Linked DNA regions of Homo sapiens: all the other regions are linked to region 3. Evidence: chromatin contacts called from ENCODE Hi-C or POLR2A ChIA-PET data. All regions are on one chromosome and are shown on one strand. Each heading gives the region's core, a stretch centred on a gene start or an enhancer-like site at or near the end of the contact. The rest is flanking DNA. Distances are from core to core; before and after follow the strand shown. Region 1 overlaps C5orf67 (chromosome 5 putative open reading frame 67). Region 2 overlaps C5orf67 (chromosome 5 putative open reading frame 67). Region 3 has its middle 37 kb from the start of ANKRD55.

Region 1 (4,586 bases), core at 716-3,215, 270 kb before region 3:
AACACTTGCATCTGAACGCATTCATGAATAGTCATTCCAGGAAACTAAAGCAAATGTGTGTTTTTGGAGAAAATTATCCAGGTGATTGCTCTGATTTCCATTTTTCTTCCCAGCACAAATTAAAAACAAAATTTCTGAGGTCATGGAAGAAAGAAGATATGCACCACATTATCACCAGATCCTGTCTAAAAGTTGTCCCCATCCTGATGGATTGATCGAGACTTTGGATTCTGGCAGTCTTTGAAACTCACACTGCATGACATGTGCAAAGTCCTCCTTCAGTCGAAGGATGATTCTTCAAAGGGTGATCCCTCAAAGACACTAAGAAGGCAGCTGACCCCCAGAAGGCCCTTTTGGATTGCAGAATTCCAGGCGCTCGCACCTCTGAATACAGCACTGAAGACAGCTTGGCTGCCTCCCCGCCTCCTCTGTCCTGGTACAGCTGCAGAGGGGCTGACTTTGGCAGCCATAGATCACTGAGGCTTTGTCTCAGCTTCTCTCAGAACAGCTTTTCATCAGGAGATTCACAACATCTCTCAAAACACATGTAGGAAGAAGAAGTAAAGCAAACACCAATGGTTTCTTTCAAGAAAGAGACTACTTGGAATCTTTGGGTTTTGGTTTATGATTACAGTGTGTGGAACGGATCATTTCTGGTTTATGAGCAGCTTGATGTGCTAGAAAGAGCTGTGAATTTGGACTTGGAGCAATTAGGATTCTGGTTCCAGCTTTTTTCCAGCTACAGCTCGCGAGTAACTTAGTTTAGCTTCTTTGACCTTGGTTTCCTCATCTGTAAAATGAGAGGGTTTGCTCAGATGATCTTTGACCTAATGAGTCTACGAAAAGTGAATGTTGGAAGCACATGTTCACCTTCTCCAATTACCAGCTGTGATTATGTGACTGGACCAAATGGCACTAACTGTCGAAACCTTTTAGGCTGAAGGGGAAGCACTAACTGTTGAAACCTTTTAGGCTGAAGGGGAAGCATTCTGAAATAGGACAAGGGGCACCTCGTGTTGAAACCTGGAGCTGGTCAACCCTCTGAGGCCAATGCCGACCTTTGCATCTGCCTCCCACGCCCTGCTTGTTTTAGCTGGACCAGGAGAAACTAATGTCAAGACAAAAAAAAAAAAAACCTGAAATCCATAACATTTTGATAGGTAGCTTTATGAACAGTTACAAATCAGATGTTTGCCCCCCAAATTTTAACTTTATTCTCTGAAACAGATCTAAAATTCCTATCTACCTCACAGTTTCACAGATAACCCAGTCTCTTCCAGTTTATAACTGCCTCTTTGGGGTAAGTATTCAGTTAAGTATTTCAATATCAGGGCTATATCTGTGTTCTCAAAGAAAATCCTTTCTACCTTCTCCTCCCCGAAATGGCTTCTGGGAGGGGAAAGCTTACTCTTCTTGAACAAGGAAGCTGGGAGGGGGGTCTTTGGTGTGAGCTGTCCCGTGGATCTTCTGTGACCTCTTCCAGGATGTCCCTTGTCCTACCTTGTCACTGGATAACTTGCATCAGTTTCCACCAGATGTGGCTGATTCCACCTGGCCTTTGGGACCTCATGTTCGCATCTGACAGTTTCATTCTGCCCCTCAATTCTGGATTTGAGATTCTGGCACTTTGTGAGTTTATTTGTTTGGACTCCAGGCCTTGTTGGATCTACCAATCTTTCAGCCCATGTTCCCCAGCTTGGATAATAGGAAATTCTTAATCTCCTATGGGCCACCCAAGACCGTGGGGAATTAGTAACACTATCTATATCAGGCTCTCACTTTCTGCCAAATTCTCCACATTGCAATTTCTAAATCTACTTCAGCCTTTCCCCACCCAACTCCATGTTAGTGCAGGACACCTGGTGAGGTTTTCTCCTGCTAGATGGCCAAAGGCACTGCTACCCTGACTCATTATGAAAGATTGCAGTGATGGATTAGTGGTGACAGGCATGTATAGGGAAGATGGAAGTGGTTGCATTCCTGCCGTATATTTGCCATCATAACTTCTGCCCTTACAAGACAGTAGCTCTTGTCTTGGAATAAGCATCATTTCCCAAGTGAGGCTGGTGTGTGTGTGTGTGTGTGTGTGTGCACGCACATATCATGACCTACAGTAGTAGTTCTCAAATGTTAACATGCAAATAATTACCTGGAGGGCTTGTTAAAACAGACTTCTGGGCCCCACACCCAGTTTCTGATTCTGTAATCCTAGGGTGGAGCGTAAGAGTCTGTATTTCTACCAAGTCCTCAGATGATGCTGATGTTACTGGTCCTGGGATCACACTGACCCAGAATCTCCAGACTCTGGTGCTGTATGCAGATTGTGGTAAAAGCAATGCAATGTCTGAACACAATTTTGTGCTTGGAAACCTGAGGACGTATAGTTTTTCAATGTAAGAGATATTACTGGGGTCTGAGTAAAGAATAGGCATGTAAAAATTCATGCGTGAGTCACCTTTTCAGATGATTACACTATATATTTTCTGATGATTCATTCTTTTCCCCTCATGCCTTTCCAGGTTGCTAACCTGACCAGTCCTGCAGTGGAGGTAGTTATACCCAAGGTGTGATTTGGGATCACTAAAAGGAATTTCTCTAACTACTGAAGTGTCTAAAATACCTAGGTTAGCTCTGAGCTCAGATCCCAGTCCATCAGACTCGCTGTTTTCAAGAGGAGGAAGCAAGGGAGAACAAAAGCTAGCCTGTCCATGGAACAGGCTTAACAGATGAATTTCTTCTTGTATTGTTTCCTTTCTGTTATCTCCTATGTTTCAAACACAAACTTGTATTGAATCTTTTTTTTAAAATTAACAACTTTATTTACCATAAAATTAACTTACTGTAAGTATACAATTCAACTATTTTTTGTATGTTTATAAAATTGTATAACAATCCCCATAATCTAATTTCAGAACATTTTTCTCACCCCCTAAAAAGCCTCATGCCCACACACAATCACTTCTTTTTCCACTCTCTATCCTAAGCAACCACTCATCTGCTTACTGGCCCAATATTTTTGCTTTTTGCCTTTTCTGGACATTTCATATAAGCAGAACCTGGGAGGCCAAGGCGGGCGGATCACGAGGTCAGGAGATCGAGACCATCCCGGCTAAAACGGTGAAACCCCGTCTCTACTAAAAATACAAAAAATTAGCCGGGCGTAGTGGCGGGCGCCTGTAGTCCCAGCTACTTGGGAGGCTGAGGCAGGAGAATGGCGTGAACCCGGGAGGCGGAGCTTGCAGTGAGCCGAGATCCCGCCACTGCACTCCAGCCTGGGCGACAGAGCGAGACTCCGTCTCAAAAAAAAAAAAAAAAAAAAAAAGCAGAACCATACGCTATGTGTTCTTTTGTGCCTCGCTTCTTTCACTGAGCATATGTTTTGGAGGTTCACCTTCATCCACGTTGCAGGATGTCTCAGTACTTCATCAAAGGCTAGCTTCTACCAGGTCTTCCTTTGATGCATGCATCTCTGTCTCTCCATTTCTGCTGTAACTCTTAGTCTTGGTCCTTGTTACTCAAGTGTAGTCCCTGATCACTAGCATCAGCATCACCTGGGAGATAGTCCTGGCAGAGACTCAATCAGGATCTGCATTTGAGCAAGGTCTCAGGGGATTTTTGTGCACACTGCAGTTTAAGAAGCACTTCCCTAGAGAATCTCTTCACCTCTGTCAGAAGCATTGTAGAGCAGCCTCTGCACTGACCTCCCTGTCTCCTCCAGTCTCCCCACTGGGCCACCCAGCCTACACACCACTGCCCACGTGGATGAGGAAACTGAGACTCAAAAGAGGTGGGCAAATTACCCATGATTAGCCCTCAAGTGCCAATCTCCACATGCCCTCCATTTCTTAAACAATCTACATGACTTCTTATTAGCTGTTTGAGTGCCAAGTCTCCATCACTCAAGTGTGATGTTCAAAGCTTGCTAAAATAGCGTCTTCTTTACTGATAGAAGCTTCTCACCTGCAGTGTTCTAACACAAACTTTCAGTTCCTAACATGTCACACCTTTAAATCCTGACGACACTTTAGTCAGCCTCAACTTCAGGTATCCTGCTGAGCTGTCCTTCCATGCATCTAGTGAATTCCACCCACCCCCTCCATGGCTTCAGTCCCATTGCTGCCTGCCCACCCCACATAGGACCTTTCCCAACCTATAAGTTCACATTGAACTTTGCTTATTCTAAAGTCTAAAAATGCATTTTTTTTGAGATGGAGTCTCGCTCTTGTTGCCCAGGCTGGAGTGTATTGGTGTGATCTTGGCTCACTGCAACCTCAGCCTCCTGGGTTCAAGCAATTCTCCTGCCTCAGCCTCCTGAGTAGCTGGGATTACAGGTGCCCACCACCACACCGAGCTAATTTTTTTGTACTTTTAGTAGAGACGGGGTTTCACCATGTTGGCCAGGCTGGTTTTGAACTCCTGACCTCAGGTGATCCTCCCACCTCAGCCTCCCAAAGTTCTGGGATTACAGGTGTGAGCCACTGCACCTGGCCAAGAATGCATTTTTTTAAGAGACAGGGTCTCTCTCTGTCACCTAGGCTGGAGAACAGTGGCTTGATCACAGTTCACTGCAGCCTTGACCTCCCGGG
Region 2 (4,551 bases), core at 1,389-3,888, 300 kb before region 3:
GCATTTGCCTTAACTCTGATGCATGATATTAAAGAAAACCCTTTAACAATTTTTACATATGTTGATTAGAATGCACATCCCTGCATAAAGTTCAGTGCGTTGATCTTGACTACATTTTTTAGTAACAACAATACAGTAAATAAGTTATAAACATATTGCTGATTCCATTGTAGTTCTAATAACAGAAATGTATTATTAAATTACTTCTATTCATGTCATGTTCTATACAAAGTTATTTCATATACTTCATTTCATTTAATTCTTTTTTTTTTTTGATGAAGTCTCACTCTGTCGCCTAGGCTGGAGTGTAGTGGCTCAATCTCGGCTCACTGCAACCTCCACTTCCTGGGTTCAAGTGATTCTCCTGCCTCAGCCTCCTGAGTAGCTGGGGTTACAGGCGCACACCAGCACGCCCGGCTAGTTTTTGTATTTTTAGTAGAGATGGGGTTTCACTATGTTTGTCAGGCTGGTCTCAAACTCCTGACCTTGTGGTCCGCCCACCTCGGCCTCCCAAAGTGCTGGGATTACAGGCGTGAGCCACCGTGCCTGGCCCATTTCATTTAATTCTCACTGCAACATTGCAAGTTAGCTATATTATCTGCCTTTTAGGTGAGGATATTGAGGTTCAGAGTGGTGAAGTGACTTGCCAATCACACAATCAAATGACAGCACAGCCAGGGACTCAAACTTGTGTCTTTTAAATAAAAATATAGTGTTCCTTTCAGTTATCAAACTAGTAATTATGATCTTTCGGCTGCTGCATGGAGTCAGGGGGAAGTTCGAAGTTTAGTTGCCTTTTTGAAATTTCAACAGGTTTGGTCTTACTCAAGGAACTTCTTCGGTTTTAATTTAAATTTGGTCATAAGAAGCAATCGATTACCATTTGTTAGGCTATAATAGCTTTCTTCTTCCCGAGCAAAGATGGCAATGCAGGGCAGCTCCTTTATTTAACATATCTAATTCAATGGAAGCACGTGTCCTTTAGTGGGTGATTATCCACCTGCAGGTGGCTGTTCACCTCTGCTTTCTCTGTGTCTTCCTCATTGCTAAAGCACCCCTCCCTGCCATGCTCACCTCAGGAGAGCAGAAACTGTGCTCCTTTTACCAATTCACTTTAAGCGGGAACTGAACTGTCATACAAACCCAGATGCATGATTGCTTCCTGGGCCAGCTTCCTGCCTAATCGCAGTGGCCAGAGTCAATTCAGCTTGATCCAGACATGCCTGAGTGTCTAGCCAATGTCTCCCAGCCCCTAAAAGTTCCTTTCCCACTCTGGTGTGCTTCCTCTTCCCCTAGAAGTTACCTACCGCCTGATGAATGACACTAGGAGCATATATTCCCTTCGAAGTGGCCTGCCTCTTCTACAACAGGAGTGTGTTATCTCCTTGACCTTAACAAAAAACCTTTTTTACATTTTAACTCGTCTTCATTATTTATTCTTATCCAGTGTCACCTGTCTATGCTTCAATGCAGTGTGACACATGTCAGCAGAAATACCGTACATCCTTCACAGAGGAGATACTATTTAAGCTGACTCTTTAAGGACGAGTGGGTCTTTCCTCCGGCATACAAGGCAGAAAATGTCACTCTAGGCAGAAGAATGAGCACATTCCAGGAAGGGAGGAATAACACGGTCGGGGAAGATGTATAATTCACTGTGACGGGAGCCTCAGGTGTTCTTGGGAAGAGCAGGCAAGGAAAGCGGGGAGGCAAACAAGAGCTGTGCATGGCAAGGAGGGACCTGTAGCCTGTCAGGTATAGATATGATGTCTCTCTGTTGTCTCTCTACATCCTAACAGTGGCAACTGGGCCCTTCTAAAAAGAGGAGACAGAGAAAAGGCTATTGGATCACAGAATGCTCCTGGTCTTGCAGTCATACCTGAGCTTTGATCATTGGAATTGCTGTGGTCATTATGACTTGTCGTACTCTGCTCTGGCTGTCTATTCTCCAGTTTGAGCTTTGGCTCTCAGTCTTATTCTGTGGGTAGGGCCACTGACAGTCACAAAGTTTTGCAATAGAGATGATATCTCGGCCATGCTCAAATGGCTTCCCATCCTCCTAGAATAAAATGCAAAGTCCATACCAGAGTCCCACATGATCAGGCACTTGCCTGCTTCTCTGATATCATCTTTTATTATTTTCCCCATGGCTTCTCATGAGGACTGGTCTTGCTGTTCCTCCTGAATGCCAAGCATGTTCCCACCTGTTAGCCTTTGCATGTGCTATTTCCATTACCTGAGACATTCTTCTCCCAGGTGTCTACATGGCTTGCTCACATCATTAGGTCTGGGTTCTAATGTCATCTCCTTAGAGGGATTATCTCAGACCACCTTATCTAACAATAACTCTCTGTCCCTTTAGCTTACTTTATTTTTCTGCATGCCACTCATCACTGCCCAATATTAAACTATGCATTTCCTTATTTGTCTTTGTCCTTCTCTCTTGTTAGAATGTAAGCTTCATGAAGGGAGCAATTTTGTCTGTCCTGTGCATTGCACATAAATCAGTGCCTGACACATAGCAAATAATAAATATTTGCTGAGTGAATGAGTGAATGAATGGTCTAGCCCCTAATCCCTTGAAGAAAAGAGGAGGGTGCAGGGCAGAGTGATCTTGGCAGGAGGAAGTGAAACCCAAGAGAACACACATTTGCAGCACCATCCCTCAGCCACAGAGTCAGAAACGATCATTTTGCTGGCTCTGAGACCTTCCCAACAACTATTACAAGGGCTCCAGGGAGCAGGTCATTGCACAGACCTTCGCTTTCTACAAAGTAGCCTTGGGCGTGCTCCACATAGTTTAAAGCCTAAGCATCAGTTTTTGCACTGTGTTTGTCAAGGAACAAGACCTGAGTGGAAAGATTGCCAGCTCCCACTGAATGCAAGCTGAAATCATGGTGAGAAAAAAAAATGAGAGGAAAGGATTTAGATGTCTAGACCTTTTCCATTTGGAAATGGGGCTTTTCTCTTGCTCAGTCTTTTCATCATAGAGTCAGAACTTCCTGAGCTTTGCAGATTCCCCGCTCAGGCCTCGCTGCTCCTCATTGGTGCTGCAAAGCTCCTAGGAGTCTGCCTGTCGCTCATTTATAGGAAAAGACCTGAGGCCACCCTTGCAGTTCATTACACACTAGCTGTGCTCTCTGGACTTGGGTTTCCCTGCAAGCCCTTTGCACAGCTCCACTCAGCTTTCCATGATTAGAAGTCCTGTTTGCTGCTTACACCCTTTCACTGTTTACAATAAATAGACTGAGGCACTTAAGGCTTCTCATGCTCCATTAGCTATGCGGATTTGACACAAGGATGGGTGAGACTGGTTGCATAGCATGGAGTTGGGTAATAGGAGAAAATGCACCCCTTCTCCTCCCCTGAGATGAAATTTCAGTTGTTCCCACAGTATGTTTTCATTGTACAGTAGATGCAAGAGCTCCAGCTAGTGTGAGAACCGAGCTCAGATAAGAGAAACACAGTGATGGCACGGTTCCTGCAGGGCTCCCATGCTATTTTCTCAGCATTACGGAAACCCAACAATGTCTAAACAGCTGACCTTGTGGTGTGTTGGTAGGTTTGCACAATTCCCAGGGGTCATATTAGCATATGCATTTCAAGGGAGAGATCAAGTCAACTTTGGAAAAAGCAAGACGTCGGTACATTTAAAACTCACCTTCCATCTACATTCTCCCTGAACCACAAGAGAGCAGTTACTAAAGTATCCCTGGGCATAAGGCACGACTGGGTCACAGTGATGCAAGTAGCTCAATTTGCAGTAGCCCATAGAAGCCTTTTTTTTTTTTTAACTGTCATTGGTCTATTTGCTTTTGTATCTCCCAGAATTTGTTTGGAAATAGCCCCTGGATGCTTCACTGTCTTGCATCAGCCTCTTTATTACTCTGGAAAATATTAGTTAGAGTGGCTCAGTTGCTTGTCAGCAGGGAGTAATCATTCCTCATTAGCTGGGGTGGAGTTCCCTGGTGGTCTTTTAAATTTTTTTCCTATTCATGCAATATCCCCACATCTCCCATCTCATGTTGTAATCTCTCTGGTTACATTAAGCTTGTAGACTTTTCCTAAGTTATTGCTTATAAAGAGAGTATTCAGAAATTGTTTATAAAATAGTTTTTAGTGGAATGTCATGCAATTAGCTCTAATTGTCACCTTTCCAAAATTCCAGGAGACTCAAAGGACATTCTGCTAAAATTCTAGAGACCAGAGCCAGGGCAACTCTTCTCTGGAGTGCCAGCACTATTGTCGGCCCCATCACTAAGGCTATTGACCACCACTATTGTGGCTGTCAGCCACCACCAAGATCACTGAGTAGTCTTCTTCTACTCTCTAAGCCACCTATTAGTTGATAAAGTGGACCAAGTCTTAAAACCTTTATAGAGGAGGAGCTCTGTCTGTTTCAATCAATGTTGAATACCTAGTGCTTAGTACAATGCTTGTTACATAGTAGATGCTCAATGAATATGTATCAAATCAATGAGTAGTTCTCTAGTCTGCGGATTGCCTGTTTTTACTACCGATTAATTTGAAACCACCAAACATGTTTGTTTC
Region 3 (4,818 bases), core at 766-3,265:
TCTCTCTAGTACAAAGCTAGGAAATGTATGTATTTGTGTACATGTGTGAATGTGTATACATACGCACACATGAAGATATAAAGTGTATGCACAGACTCACAGAAATGTATATCAACGTTTTGTTTCTTTATCCAACCCCACATAGTGCAAACTCTAAATTTACACCAAAACTTCTCATCCTAATCCCATAGACCACAGCGTTCATTCTAGCTTTCTTCTTTCCTATGTTTATTACTCTTTTCTTGCAGTGAGAAACCTGGCTCCCACCGCCTCATTATAATGACTTATTTCCTCAGCCCTCCTGCCCACTGCTTTTACTCCATCTCCCAAGCCCAGAGAGCTAGCACCCCCATTTAGCCATCTTCCTTGCATGGCCAGAAACCCCATGGGGCCGATAATCTATCTGAAAACATTTCATTAATGATAAAAATATATATTGTGATCTAATGACTTAAACCTATTTCCTTTGCAGAAAGTGTTGCAAATGTTATAATACAGCAAACTCCTTGAATGTGTGTGTCTTCCAGTAATTTTGATAGACTGGCCAGGGTGAAAGTTAATCCATGAATGTGATAGAGTGTTTTCTCTGAGAAAAGCTAACTTTATGCCTTTAAATCCATGAGTTGTACATGAACATGACATGAGCAAACATGTATTGTTCAATGGTTCCTGGTGGCCACTGTTTTTATTCTGGATTTTTGCTTCATAAAAACGATAAATCTGATGTTACAAGCTTTCTAAGAAAGCTCACATTTTTCCTAAGGCTCAAAATTGAAAGGAAAAAGATGTTGCATGGCTTCATGAGCCACTTAGTACTGCAATTCAACTGTTAAAAATTACAAACAAAAATTTTATTTAATTTCTTGCTTGCCCTTAATAGGAAAGGCATCTTTAAAGGATTGTTGACTATAGTTTCTGGAATGGTTCATACTGGAAGATCCTCTCAGCTAATCAAACACTGCTCCTTTTTCTTTTCACTAGATGCATTGTGGCCTGAACATGAACATACATGAGGCTAAGTAATTTTTTTTTTTTTTTTTGAGACAGGGTCTTGCTCTGTCACTCAGGCTGGAGTGCAGTGGCACAATCATGGCTCACTGCAACCTCAAGGGCTCAAGTGATCTTCCTGCCTCAGCCTCCCTAGTAGCCGGTGTGTGCCACCACACCCAGCCAATTTTTTTGTAGAGATGGGGTCCCACTATGTTGCCCAGACTGGTCTCAAACTCCTGGGCTCAAGTGATCCTCCCACCTCACTCTCCCAAACTGTTGGGATTATAGGCATGAGCCACCAGGCCTGACCAGCAATTTATACCTTCTCTGACTCTTAAACCTGCCCTGGGGCCATTGGTGTACTCATTGTATTTAACAACCAGCTTTCTGGGGTGCTGCAGGGAGAGGGGTAGTCCTGATTTGCAGTAAATGGCCATTTTTGTAGCATAAATACTCCCACCATGGCCAACATCAAGCTACCAACATGACATCACTTAACTAGGGGCAGGGAAGAGATTACACAACTGGCTCTCATGAGCTTGTGTGAGCCACCTCCAGCCCGGATGCCCGTGTGTACCTATAAACCAACCAGAACCACCCACCCACTTAAGCATTGTCTCCAAACTGCCAGTGACTTAAAAAAAGTTCTGTACCCTAGAGAGATAAGGGTTCAGGAAACAGGCTATAGTCCTTGATTTTGGGTGTTCACATGCTTAACTCAGAGAGATGACTGTCCTGTATCCATGATCAACAGAGAGGTTTTTGCTGGGAACAAGAGAAACGGGAAGAGAATAAGTGAAAGAAAAAATAAAATCAGCAAACTGTCTTGAAGTCAAAAGTGCGCTTGTGGTAAAGCATATGAGATCAACCACCTCCTATGTTTTCACAGTTCTGCTCTGCCTGGAGGGAAGTACCAGCTCCAAAGGAGGTCCAGCTGGTCTCCTGTGCGCAGGATTTGCAGGCTGAGGGTTAAAGGCGCTCTAAGCCATGGAGCACCTCTGACCCCCACTGGCTGCTGTCATGCATTGCACCTCAGGGATGGCCAAGGCCCCTCAGTACATTGCCCTTTCCTAAACACAAGTGACCAGTTTCTCCTTTGCTGTATTGTCAGGACTTTCCACCAAGTGCCATCTATTTCTCATCCATCTCCTTTGAAATATTTTCACTCTTTATCTACTTCTCTGGGCTGGTAGATATTTCTAAGTCATTGTATAGTGCATGGATTTTATTTTCATTTTCGTTTGATCAGAAAATGAGTCGAGAAGATATGACATTGTTGCATATGTGGTTGATTTTCATTTCTCTTTTTCTCATCCTTTTGGTGACAAACACCAGGAGCTGCTTCTTTTTGTATAAGAAGTCCTTCAGCACCTATACTGGTCATCATCTGAAGCGCATACTCTCTTGCGGTCCCTTTGATAGAGCAAGAGCACCACCCACAGCAACAAAACATGCCCTGAGTCTCTGGAGGGAGCCTGGACAGTTAATGAAACCCAGGGCCAATGGACCACAAAGCCCAGTCCGTAATCAGAGTGCTGCATCAATTGCGCACACTCAAGTGTCTGATTCCATCGGTTCAGTTTGGTATCTGTATGGCGTCTGTCTATTTGTATGATACCTTGGTAATCTGACTCATGAATTAGACCAGACCAAAGCAACCTGGGGGAAAGGCGGAGTATTTGTGGGTAAGGAACATGCCTTCCAGCCTTGTTCTAAAAACCAAACATTAGTTGTACATTCCAGTTATTCCTCAAAGGAATTATTTTTTTCCAGTACCCTGTATTAAATTAATTTTGATTTTGCACCTAGTCTCACTGCTTTAGATCATAACCTGAGTGTGACTTCCCTTTGCTGAGCAGGAAAAGTCTTGCCTCTCTACATCTCTATGTATCACTTTCAAATACAAAATTCTGGGTTTCTTATTCTAAAGAACTGCTTTCTGCTCTTGTTTCTCATGGCCAGCAGAGGGACTCCAGAGAAACCCTCAGACAGAGCGTGGGATTAGGCCACTTTGTGGTGGTGAAAGTTCCCCCAGCTCTCTAGAGAAGTGACATTTAACCCTAGGGTTTCCCAGCACACATACAAAAGGTTTGAGAAATAGAGCCAGGTCTCTCAGGACCACAGGTAACAATAATCTTTACCTGAGGCTGAGAAGAGCTTTGTAATCACATCCACCCCTGGCAGAGAGAAAGAAAGCAGGTTAGCACTTAAAAAAAAAAAAAAAAAAAAAGAATTGTGAAAACTGAAGGAGAAAACAACCAGAACCGTGGACGCGAGCCATTATTCCTCGTTGACGTCACAGCCCTCCAGAGCTGCAGAGAGGGGATATTTGGGAGACTAGGGACCAACTCAATTTTATTATGTTTTGTTGGCTGATAAACTTCACAAATGTCCTAGTCATCACTGAAATTATTTAGTCACTTGTCACACTTTTCTCCTTTATTTCCCAATGTTATAGACAATGAGCAAATTGTATAGGAAATAAACTGTTTGTTTTGCAACAGATGCTGGAGAGCATGTGGAGAAATAGGAATGCTTTTACACTGTTGGTGGGAGTGTAATTTAGTTCAACCACTGTGGAAGACAGTGTGGTGATTCCTCAAGGATCTAGAACCAGAAATACCATTTGACCCAGTAATCCCGTTACTGGGTATATACCCAAAGGATTATAAATCATTCTACTATGAAGACACATGCATGCGTATGTTTATTGCAGCCCTACTCACAATAGCAAAGTCTTGGAACCAACCCAAATGCCCATCAATGATAGACTGGATAAAGAATGGATAGAATGGACATAGACACCATGGAATACTATGCAGCCATAAAAAAGGATGAGTTCATGTCCTTTGCAGGGACATGGATGAAGCTGGAAACCATCATTCTCAGGAAACTAACACAGGAACAGAAAACCAAACACTTTCATGTTCTCACTCATAAGTGGGAGTTGAACAATGAGAACACATGGACACAGGGAGGGGAACATAACATACTGGAGCCTGTTGCGGGGGGTGGGGGACTAGGGGAGGGATAGCATTAGGACAAATACCTAATGTAGATGACAGGCTGATGGGTGTAGCAAACCACCATGGCACGTGTGTACCTATGTAACAAACCTGCACATTCTACACATGTACCCCAGAACTTACAGTAAAAAAAAATAAACTTTAAAAAGGATATGAACTCTTTGTTTTAATAAAATGTATATTATAATCAGGCACAGTGGCCCACACCTATAACCTTAGCTCTTTGGGAGGCTGAGGCAGGCAAATCACTTGAGCTCAGGAGTTTGAGACCAGCCTGGACAACACGGCAAAACCCCATCTCTAAAAAGAACAATTACACAAATTAGCCAAGTGTGATGGGTGTGGTGGTGCATGCCTGTAGTCCCAGCTACATGGAAGGCTGAGGTGCAAGGGTCATTTGAGCCCAGGAGGTCGAGGCTGCAGTTAGCCGAGATCACACCACTGCACTCCAGCCTGGGCAACAACGAGACCCTGTCTCAAAAAATTAAATAAAATGTATATTACAGTCAGACAGGCTACTCTGTGAATTCTGAATGGGCCACTGTCTCTAATCAGAAAGCTTTGTAGATATTCTTGGCACATGGCAATGGCATCCTCAATCAGTGTCTATGTGGCTTTACTAAAAATTAACCAAAGATCGGTTTTATTTCTTAATACTAGACAAGACTGATCAAGCAATAAGAAGTTGTGGTGTACTTGCCATGTTCAGGGAGTATATAAGGCAATGAATGCAAGGGTTGCAGCAAAGAAACATGGGACACAGTCCCTGAATATAAGAAGCTATCTACCTAGGAAGATGAGG

What was found. Hi-C counts contacts between places; a loop is a spot of excess contacts on that map. ChIA-PET counts read pairs that join two places held with the same protein, here RNA polymerase II (POLR2A). Pooled maps may share reads with other maps.
Region 1: a loop to region 3 is called in a map of PC-9, with 8 times the contacts of the local background. The contact joins two enhancer-like sites. A Hi-C loop is called at or near these places in 2 of 168 maps with a recorded cell type or tissue (PC-9 and mammary epithelial cell), 1 of 37 single-sample maps with no recorded cell type and 3 of 50 pooled maps. POLR2A ChIA-PET finds 5 or more read pairs at or near these places in 2 of 52 experiments (AG04450 and BJ).
Region 2: a map of B cell shows a loop between it and region 3 (7-fold over the local background). The contact joins two enhancer-like sites. A Hi-C loop is called at or near these places in 3 of 168 maps with a recorded cell type or tissue (B cell, IMR-90 and right cardiac atrium) and 4 of 50 pooled maps. POLR2A ChIA-PET finds 5 or more read pairs at or near these places in 1 of 52 experiments (BJ).

What each region holds. Positions count from the first base shown.
Region 1 is chr5:56,541,555-56,546,140 of GRCh38, reverse strand. The region is part of intron 2 of C5orf67 (chromosome 5 putative open reading frame 67); the gene reads left to right. Among named protein-coding and RNA genes, the nearest start is that of LINC01948, 62 kb to the right of the region's middle. RefSeq lists a silencer at 853-1,053. Within about 2 kb of position 1,965, at least 4 of the 41 ENCODE cell types and tissues checked have a DNase peak (open chromatin) inside an H3K27ac peak, as active enhancers do; they include PC-9, where a contact is called at or near this core.
Region 2 is chr5:56,564,003-56,568,553 of GRCh38, reverse strand. The region is part of intron 1 of C5orf67 (chromosome 5 putative open reading frame 67); the gene reads left to right. Among named protein-coding and RNA genes, the nearest start is that of C5orf67, 40 kb to the left of the region's middle. Within about 2 kb of position 2,638, at least 3 of the 41 ENCODE cell types and tissues checked have a DNase peak (open chromatin) inside an H3K27ac peak, as active enhancers do.
Region 3 is chr5:56,267,893-56,272,710 of GRCh38, reverse strand. No RefSeq gene overlaps it. Among named protein-coding and RNA genes, the nearest start is that of ANKRD55, 37 kb to the right of the region's middle. Within about 2 kb of position 2,015, at least 5 of the 41 ENCODE cell types and tissues checked have a DNase peak (open chromatin) inside an H3K27ac peak, as active enhancers do; they include PC-9, where a contact is called at or near this core.